2 separate regions of the Homo sapiens genome follow, and region 1 is linked to region 2. The links are chromatin contacts, found by Hi-C or POLR2A ChIA-PET in ENCODE. All regions are on one chromosome and are shown on one strand. Each heading gives the region's core, a stretch centred on a gene start or an enhancer-like site at or near the end of the contact. The rest is flanking DNA. Distances are from core to core; before and after follow the strand shown.

Region 1 (4,871 bases), core at 2,271-4,770, 130 kb before region 2:
AGTGAGGCCAGAACTCAGGGCCCACGCTTCCCACAGTCCTCTCTCTACATGCTGCCCTGAGTGTGTGCACACGTGTGTGTGTGTGTGTGTGTACACACACACACACACACACACACACTGTGGTGTGTCTGGGGCCTCTGGCTCTCTTGATTCCTGTCTTAAAGTGGAGCCTCTCCCTCCTGTCTGGTCTGAAGGGTTCTTAGGACTCTGATGATGGTTCTACCGGGTGGACTGTGGCATAAGGAGGAGTTGTTGTGGCTTGAATCATGTCCCCCAAAAAGACATATTGAAGTCCTAACCCCTGGTTGTTGTGAATGTGGCTTTATTTGGAAACAGGGTCTTTGCAGATGTAGTTATGTTAAGACGGGGTCATACTGGATTAGGGTGGGCACTCATCCAATGGCTGGTATATTTTTAAGAAGAGAGAAATCTGGACCCAGACACACAGAGAGGATACTGTGTGATGATGGAGGCAGAGACTGGAGTAGTGAGTCTATGAGCCAAGGAATGCCAAGGCTTGCCAGCAATACCAGAAGCTGGGAACAGGCATGGAATCCTCCCGAGGACTTCAGAGACAGCATGGCACTGATTTTGGACTTGGAGGCTCCAGAACTGTGAGAGAATGAACTTCTGTTTTAAGCCATCCAGTTTTTGGTTCTCTGTTACAGCAGCCCTAGGAAACTAAGATAGGAGCAGTAAGATTCTCACACACTGGCACTGTGACAGTGACATGGCAGGAATACAGCCTGCTGGCAGCCTCTGCTGAGCCTGGTCTGGAGCACTGCACTCCACGGCCTACTGCACTGGCTAGGGCTCGCCCCTCTGTAGTCTAGTCTGTTTGTAGCAGTTCGAGCAGTCTTTAAAAGCAGCAGTACATTGCATCTTGTCACTCTTCCACTCTCCTGCTTAAATTTAAACCCTTCAATGGCTTCCCCTGGCTCTTGGAAGAAAGGTCATATGGCAAGGTGTGCACAGTCAGTCTCTGTTCCCTCTTCAGCCTCGTCTTGCCCCCTCCCTCAACGATGCTCCCTCCCTTACTATCTTATTTCTGGTGTTCAAAGGCCCCAGGATGTCTCCTTCAGCCTCAGGTTCTCTGCCCGTGCTCGTCCTTCTACCTGGATTGGTTGACATCCCAAAGCCTCCATACAATTCCTCCCAGTTAACTCCTGCTCATCCTTCAGATCCCAGTGCCAATTCAACTCCTTACAAAGCCTTTCCTGATGTACCCAAACCACAGCAGGTTCCTAGGTCAGCCCCTTGCAAAGGCCTGGAACTCATCCTTCAAGGCACTCAGCTCAGATTACCCTGCATATTTATGGAATTCCTCACTGTCTCTTTCACTCAACCCTAAGCTTATGAGGGCAAGTTCTGTGAATGCTCCTCTCACCAGGGTGTCCTCGTGCCTAGCACCCAAGCCAGAGGCGTCTGCGAACCTTCATCTCATCTGATTTTCACAACCCTGTGAGGGAAGCAGGTCCCAGTTCAACACCTTCACTTCAAGACAAGGTCCAGAAAACATTTCTTGTCCAAGGCTACACAGCTAACAAGTTATGTGCTGAAGATAGGACTCAGATATAGTTTGCTTCGTTCAGGAATCTTCACTACTCTGTGTAATCAGATCAATTCCCAAGTGGAATATTTCAGAGTTTCAATCTCTGATGCCACTGAGCCTTGCAGAAACAGCACTGAGGAGCGCCAAAAGTAGAAGAGCTCTACTGTCCCATGCTCTGGCAGGACGCAGAGCATCTGGGAGAGCACCCCATGGAGCAGCCCAAGAGGGAAGAAGAGGAGGAGCAGCAGAAGGGAAGCAGGGAGGGGGCCACCAACCAGATGAGTCAGCAGCATCACCAGCATTGGTTCTCTGGCTGCTGGGGTGCTGCTAACCTTGCAGAGGCTTGGACTGGCTCTGGGACCTGTAGGTGTCCCGGGTCTTGTCAAATCTTGGCTCTGCTTGGCTTCTGCTCTTAAAGCACCATAGTTCATCTGTTTCCTGGGATAGACTTATTCACTTGTAAATCTTGGTGTGTCACAAGGTACTGGCAATCCATTTGGAGAGAGAGGAGGGTACACGTTAGTAAACAGCATCATCTTTTATCCTGTTTTGATACTCCGGTGTTTCCAACCAAAGGAAATGTTAAGATGAGGTGGGCCCTCACCTTTATCATCGTCAAGATTTGTCAGGTGCTTACCACGTGCCTAGGCCCTGTTGCTGTCTATCATACACATTGCTTCATTTCATTCTTTTTGGGGTTTTTTTTGTTTGTTTTTGAGACGAGGTCTCACTTTGTCACCCAGGCTGGAGTGTAGTGGTGCCATCTCAGCTCACTGCAGCCTCCGCTTCCTGGGTTCAAGTGATTCTCCTGCCTCAGCCTCCTGAGTAGCTGGGATTACAGACCTGCATCACCATGCCTGGCTAATTTTTGTATTTTTTGTAGAGATGGGGTTTCGCCACGTCGGCCAGGCTGGTCTCGAACTTCTGATCTGAAGTGATCCACCCACTTCGGCCTCCCAAAGTGCTGGGATTACAGGCATGAGCCACTGTACCTGGCCTCATTTCATTCTTGTGACAACTCTCTTAGTGACCACTCTCTTGTGACAACTTTCTTAGACAAAGAGAAAATGAGTCTCATAGAAGTTTTGTGTGAATCTGTTTTCAGACAGCTGGTAGGTGACAGCCAGGAATCATAGCAGGTATTTCTGATTCCAAAGCTGTTATTATTAACCATGCAACTACACCACCTCTCAATGCCCTCAGTCTCTCTATTCTGCCTGGCAAATACCAGTTTCCAACCCTAGTCCTCTAGGATGTCTAAGGCTTTCCCTTGCTTGAAAAACTTATAGACAGGTAAATATAAACAGCAGGAAAATTAAAAAGACAAGTTGAGAAGGAAAGCTATGTTTATATCAGGACGGGTTTTGGCAGGTGAAATGCACAGGCATTTAAGCATCATTTACTGTTTGGAAAAGGGAAACAGATCAGCCCTTCAGGAAAGACATACTTTTTCTGGCTCAGAGCCCCAGGAGGAATTTTAGAGAGTGGCAGAGCTGAAAGGAAGCTCAGAGTTCAGCTAGAGGACCTTTGTTTTCCTTTGACATGAGTCCGCTTGTAAGACAATTTCAGGCATAATGGACACTTTTGATGAGCAGCTTGGAAAGCCGGCCATTTCTTTTTTTTCCCTTCCTTTCCTCCTCCTCTTCTTTTTGATAACAGCTTTACTGAGATATAATTCACATATTATGCAATTCACCCATTTAAAGCATACAATTCAATATCAACCAGCCATTTCTTGCACCATTGAAAGCAGAGAGCCGACTGAACCTCAGCGAGAGCATCTCTGCTGAGGAGAATTCAGTCCAGTTTAATCAAGAAAGCATTTCCTGAGCTCCTGCTGTGCCAGGATCTATGCTGGGTACATTCCTTTCTGGTGATCTCACACAGTGGTTTTCAAAGTGTGAGTCCAGACCAGATGCATCAGCATTATTTGGGAATTTAGTAGAAATGTCCATTCTTAGGCCTCACCTTAAACCTACTGAAGCAGATGGGTGGGGCCCACTGAGCCGGATTTTAACAAGCCTTCCCTGTGATTCCTAGGCATGCTAAAGGTTTGAGGATCAGATCACTGGTGTGACATAATGCCGAAGGTGAGTTTAGAAAAATCAACCTAGGCCATCTTGATCATATTAGGAACTCTAAATGATCAAAACCAGAATCCCATGTTTCCTGCTAGAATAATAGAAAAATGAAGTTCTTCTTTTTGTTTTTTTTGAGACTGAGTCTCTCTCTTTTTTTTTTTTTTTGAGACGGAGTCTTGCTCTGTCACCCAGGCTGGAGTGCAGGGGCGCGATCTCGGCTCACTGCAACCTCCGCCTCCTGGGTTCATGCCATTCTCCTGCCTCAGCCTCCTGAGTAGCGGGGACTACAGGTGCCCGCCACCACTCCCAGCTAATTTTGTTTTTGTATTTTCAGTAGAGACGAGGTTTCAACATGTTAGCCAGGATGGTCTTGATCTCACGACCTCATGATCCGCCCACCTCGGCCTCCCAAAGTGCTGGGATTACAGGTGTGAGCCACTGTGCCTGGCCAAAACTGAAGTTCTTTAAGGAATCCAAGACTATTCTGCCCCCTACCCCAGCAAACCTGCGAGCGGGTGGGTGCTGGCTTGGGTGCCCTCCCATCCCTCCTCCTGTCTCTGAGCACAGCCCTCAGATTCACACTGGTCCCCACCTAGCCTGGCTGCTCTGTTTCCGTCCTCTCACCTTCAAGTGAGAAAAGGTCTGACAAATGAACACATATCCCAATAGGGCTCACAGCAAAGGTTCTCAAACCTCAGCCCCAAGAACCCCCAGGGAAACTGGTTTCCACACAGATGCTGAGGTAGTCTCACAGATTCTGATTCTACATGTCTGGGAACAGTGGCTTTCAAACCTTTGACTGTGACTCATAGAAAGAAATACATTTTACATCATGACCTGAAACAAATATATACAAAAGTATACACACACATATAACTGAAATACAAGGTGTGATTCACTGGGATACATTTATTTTTTTCTATTCTATCCTCTTGTATTCTATTTTTGTTAAAATCCTGGACATGATGACCCTGTAAACTGATTTTATGACCTTCCAATGAGTCTACTCCTACCATCTGAAAAACCCTGGCCTAGGGCACAGCCTGGAACCTATAATGTTAAAAGGTGGCCCACTTGATCCTGAGACAGGTGGTCCTCTGCCACGGCCCCTGACCCAAGGCTAGTACTCTGCATGACATACCATGGTTACTATTGCTATTGTTACTAGCCTTCTGAGAATGGACAACAATGTGCCCAGGGTTTTATACACAGGACTATCATTGCATTGCTTACCTCAA
Region 2 (5,048 bases), core at 1,609-4,108:
TGGTGGTGATGGTGATGAAGAATAAGAAGCCTGTTCCCAAACTCCAGCATCCTTTCTCTTAATGCCACTTCTAAGTCTTGTAGTGGCGAAGGGGAAAAAAATGTTATTCAAAAAGCCTTATGATGACTCCAATTCTCAGGATTTTTACTGAGGAAATAACTGGACAAACAAGCCAATATGTGTTGAAGAGAATGCTCAGTGTGCGTTGTGTATAATAATGAAAAACTGGAAATAATCTAAATGTCCAATAACATAGGAATGGTTAAAGAAACTAGAATTCATCTCCCAAAGAGGAATAATATCTGGTATTTTTAAATGATGAGGCACAACTCTATTAACAAAATAATTCCTATTCACAATATATTAAGTGAAAAAAAGCTTGGTTTTAATTTTTAGTTGACACAATAATTATATGTATTTATGGAGTACAATGTGATGTTTTGATACATGTAAAAAAAAAAACCTTGTTAACACAAACCTCTCTATTATCTCCTTAAAAATATATAAATTGCATGCTAAAAATGTGAACAGATATATGCAATGCAACTATGGTTATCTCTGGATGGTCACAATTACTGGGAAATTTCTTTTGTTTGCACTTATCTGCATTTCGTGAACTTTCTATAATGAGATTATGTTGCTGTTGTCCTCTATACCCCACCCCTCTCTGCCCCTTTCCACATTTCAGTGACTCTGAACTGGCTAATCCCACAGCTCTGCCCCTCAGCTGGGGCCCAGAATTCTAAGGAACTGCCAAACACCAAACCCATACTCCTTAGGAATGGGCTGGGGTAGGGCCTCTCCAGAAGGCCTCGTCTAACTGGCAATAGCACATTCTTTCCATGGACATTTCCAGAAAAACCTCAGTCAAAAGCGAGAATGACAGGAATCTGAAATAGACCATCTATCAGGCAGAACACCGTGGGGCTCCAAATCTGAGCAAGAGGCCCCCTCAAAGCAACACCTCCAGCCATTTACTGAGCATTTAAGCTCTACTCCTCACTGGAAAGCTGTACTAAATGCATTCTGAACATTACCTTATTTGATCTCCACAATTTTGCAAGGCAGGTATTTTTTCCTTCAAATTACAAATGAGGACACTTGAGGCTCTGCTATATTTTGCCCAGGTCACACAGCCAGGAAGCGTCTGAGAGGGCCTCAACCCCAGGTCTAACTCTGCTCCATACCACAGTGAAATAGCACCTTCTCATTGGTTTTGTGTACCTGGCCTTGAATTTCTCTTTCCTTATCCAAGGAACTGGACTCTTATCAACGCTCAAGATTACTCAATAAAATACTTTCAGCTACACTTGCATGATTTTTCCCAACTTCCCCAGCCACAAAATATAATGGTTGTTTTCAATCAATTAATAGCATTTATTAGGTGTTGAGTACACATCCATCTTGTCTGCTAGGAAAGTTCACCCTCTTAACCCAGGACACAGAAAACTATCAGAAATGATCCATGTCCTTAAGTATCTGAAGAACTCATTGTAGCTCTAAGACCAATGACTGAGAAGTCCACAAAATTGTGTCAAGCTGACCCCATACTGAGTACTCTAACCTGGGATTATGACCTCACTAACACTTGCAGTCAGTGCTATTGTGTATTGGGTCTACTATATACTAAGTGCTTTATGTACTTCCTCTGTTCCACTCTTTATCATAATCCTGGGACATAGGTTTTATTATCGTCATTTTATAGGTGAGGACACTAGGACTGAGAGAAGTTAAGAGATTTGCCCAAGGTCAAGTAGTATCTATAATCAAATTTGAGGGTTATTTTTGTGTCTGTCTGTCACCCCACCAGATGGCAGGCCCATAAGGATAGCAATGACCTAGTCCTGTGCCTGATGTATGGTAAGTGTAAGCCTGTGTATACACGAATACACATTCTCATACACACATGGGCAACACTACAAGGGAAGCAATCAAGGTAACTCAAAAGGGAGCTTCTGGATTCAGGCAGATCTGAGTTTGAAAAGCAGCTCTGCCAAGTCCCAAATGTCTCTTCTTAAGCAATTCAGTCTTCTAAGAGCTCTAGTTTCTTTACCTGTTACATGGGGAGAACAAAACACTCACTCACTAAGGAGGGGATGAGGAATCAACAAGAGTCATGGATATCAATCTATGAGCAGAAGGTCTGGCATGTGGGAATTGCTTATTAAAACACAGATATCTATTACTACAAGGCCAGAAACAGAAGTGCCCAATTAATGGGACACCTGGAACTCAAGGTGTTTTCTTCCCTCAGTAGACTGTGAGCTGGTTGAGGACAGGAATGGGCGGTTCACATCTGTAACCCCAGCACTAGCCAATAAATGATGTTCGATTAATGGCAGAGACCTTATACCAGCAGTCCCCCAATCTTTTTGGCACAGGGACTCGTTTTGTGGAAGACAATTTTTCCACGGATGGGGACCGGGGTCCGGGGGGTGAGGGGAGTGCATTACATTTATTATTAGATTCTCAGAAATAGTGTGCAACCTGGATCCCTTGCATGCACGTTCACCATAGGGTTTGGCTCCTATGAGAACCTAATGCCACAGCTGATCTGACAGGAGGCGGAGCTCAGCTTCACTTGCTCGCCCCACCGCTCACCTCCTGCTGTGCCAGCCAGTTCCTGAAAGGTAGTCCGTGGCCTGGGGGTTGGGGACCCCTGCCTTATACGTGCCCTGCCCAGGGTGATGACCCTGAACTGTGCACAGAAGGACAGGTAGGCAGAAGGGAGGCGAGAGAACCTCCTTCAGTGGCAGCAGAGGACTCCTGAGCCAGCCCTACTATAAATAAAGACAGTACTTACCCTGCAGAGTTATCTCAGAAAGACTTGTATTCCCCAGAGACCAACAAGAAGAGGAAGGAAGATGTGAAGATACAGAAACAAAGTGGGCAGTGAGGCTGGGAAGGCACTGAATGGTGAGGTAAAGAGAAGCACTAAGAGGGAAGGCTCTGGAGCTATATGGCTAAGAATTCAAAGCTCAGCTCTGACACTGACCAGCCCTGAGATCGCCCCTCCCTGAGACTCGGCTTCCTCAGTTCTACAAGGAGGAAAATAACAGAACCTCCCCCATGAGGCTGGTGCGAATCAAATACAAAGTTTGCCGAACACTTGGTGCACAGTAACAGCACAATAAATGGTAGTCATATTATGAAGGATATACTTTTTTCTGAAGGTAAAAGCCAACATCCTCAGACAATAACAGCCAAGAAGGAATTCAGCTTAGTACAACTAAAATAAAAATAGGACAGCTGAAACTGTTTCCTGAGGATGACTATTTATGAGGCCAATTTCGCTTTCCCAGTGCTAATGAATCCCCCACGGCAGCCTCTGTGCAGCTCTGCGTCCAGAGAGCAGGGACTTGCCTTCCCTGGAGTTCTTCGAAGCACCGCAGACACTTCCAGTGCTCAATCAGCGTTTAATAATCACAGCAATAATCCTAATAATGACCAGGGTAAAGCGCAGGGGGAGAAGGAGAAGATGCACGTGGGGAGAAATAACACTTAAGCTATTTTGCTTCCTCAAGACAGACTTCTGCCTGAAATAGATTAATTCAATCTGCATATTAATGTGGATTACTAATTAATGACTAAAAAATGCTTTCACCAGAGAAAGTGCTATGCAAATGCCTAAAAAATAATATCCAGGAGTCTCAGGATAACTATGGAAAGGAAATAAGCTAGGCTTTTTTTTTTTTTTAACATTTAAAACTTTATGGTTGAAGGAAATAGAGGGCATTAAGAAAATTCACTTAAAGCACGGAAACAGAAAACAGAAAAGCCTGGTGTGAGGCGACTTCCTTTCCACGCCTGTGGGAACTTCTCACTGCACTTTCCTTGGGTTGTTGTAACTGTTGCTACATGTGTCTGTGTTGCCTTCTAGACCCCAAATGCCTCAAGGGCACAGGCCATGTCTTACGTATGTAACTCCACAACCCTGGTACCCAACACTGTGCCGGGTATGCAGGCAGCAGCCAATAATGTTTAATGAAATAAACAAATGGCCCCAAAAGCCTTCTCAAAAGAGGAGGCCAAGGGCAGCTTATAATGACTTCCTTCAAAGAGTACAGTATGAAAAAGAAGAAAACATGAGTCATGGTGCGGTGGAGAAATCTAGCAGGCGCGACCTTCACCAGGTGATCAAGGTCAACATCGACAGTGATAAGTCATGTTAATAGTAGGTATCCTTGATGTGATGCAAGGAAAATGGCACTTTACCTCTGTAATCTTGCTCCCCAAACCCATAACCCCCATCTACGCATCAGAAAAACATCAGACAAATTCCAACAGATTCTAAAAAAATGCTTGGCCAGGGCTCCTCAAAAACAAGGTGAAGTCTGATAAACTGTCCCAGCCAAGAGGAGCTTAAGAAGACATAGCAACCTAATGTAATGCAGTATCCTGCAGGGATTTCCCAATTGGAGAAACAAAGCAAGGGGAACCGGGATCTGTCCAAGGTCTCACAGAGATAGCCGAGTCAGGACTTGCATCCTCACCTCAGACTCTTTGGTAGACAGATTCTCACAAGCGTGCGGATGCATTACAGTGATGGAGATGGTATTCTTTTTCACACACAATGAATAGCCTGGATTTAAAAACAAAAAAAAACCCCACAACTTAAATGCAATTTCTTCTCTCCTCTCAAAACGCTCAACTTCTTTTGACCAAAAATCCCAAATAATTTCACAGTCAAGCACCTCTCTGAAATCAAGAGATTCAATGGGGCTGAAAGAATGGTCCTCAGAGCTCACCAAAACCAAATCCTCCCATTTAGCAGAGAAAAAATTGAGGCCCAAAGGGGGCGACAATGTCCTGCCTCTTGCCAGTTCAGTATATTGGTGCCACACTTAACTCATGCTTCCTCACTTGCAAGATCCCAAACTCTCTGCTACCTGGGACACAAAGAACCAGTTTAGGACCATGGAGGAATTCCTGCCAAATCCTAGCTCTATCTTTGCCAATCTCACGGCTGTGAAGGGCATCCATATGGAAAATGGTTTTGGTATTTAGCTACACATCTTTTTGCCCCAGACCCCTAGACACTGCCAAGC

The links. A loop is a pair of places that touch in the nucleus more often than their neighbours do. ChIA-PET counts read pairs that join two places held with the same protein, here RNA polymerase II (POLR2A). Pooled maps may share reads with other maps.
Region 1: a pooled map shows a loop between it and region 2 (3-fold over the local background). The contact joins two enhancer-like sites. A Hi-C loop is called at or near these places in 2 of 168 maps with a recorded cell type or tissue (PC-9 and ascending aorta), 1 of 37 single-sample maps with no recorded cell type and 8 of 50 pooled maps. POLR2A ChIA-PET finds 5 or more read pairs at or near these places in 3 of 52 experiments (A673, CD4-positive, alpha-beta T cell and MCF 10A).

What each region holds. Positions count from the first base shown.
Region 1 is chr5:154,366,785-154,371,655 of GRCh38, reverse strand. All of the region lies in intron 4 of GALNT10 (polypeptide N-acetylgalactosaminyltransferase 10), which reads right to left. Among named protein-coding and RNA genes, the nearest start is that of MIR1294, 22 kb to the right of the region's middle. RefSeq lists an enhancer at 958-1,616. Within about 2 kb of position 3,520, at least 15 of the 41 ENCODE cell types and tissues checked have a DNase peak (open chromatin) inside an H3K27ac peak, as active enhancers do.
Region 2 is chr5:154,236,946-154,241,993 of GRCh38, reverse strand. All of the region lies in intron 1 of GALNT10 (polypeptide N-acetylgalactosaminyltransferase 10), which reads right to left. Among named protein-coding and RNA genes, the nearest start is that of GALNT10, 49 kb to the right of the region's middle. RefSeq lists an enhancer at 4,065-4,114. Within about 2 kb of position 2,858, at least 2 of the 41 ENCODE cell types and tissues checked have a DNase peak (open chromatin) inside an H3K27ac peak, as active enhancers do.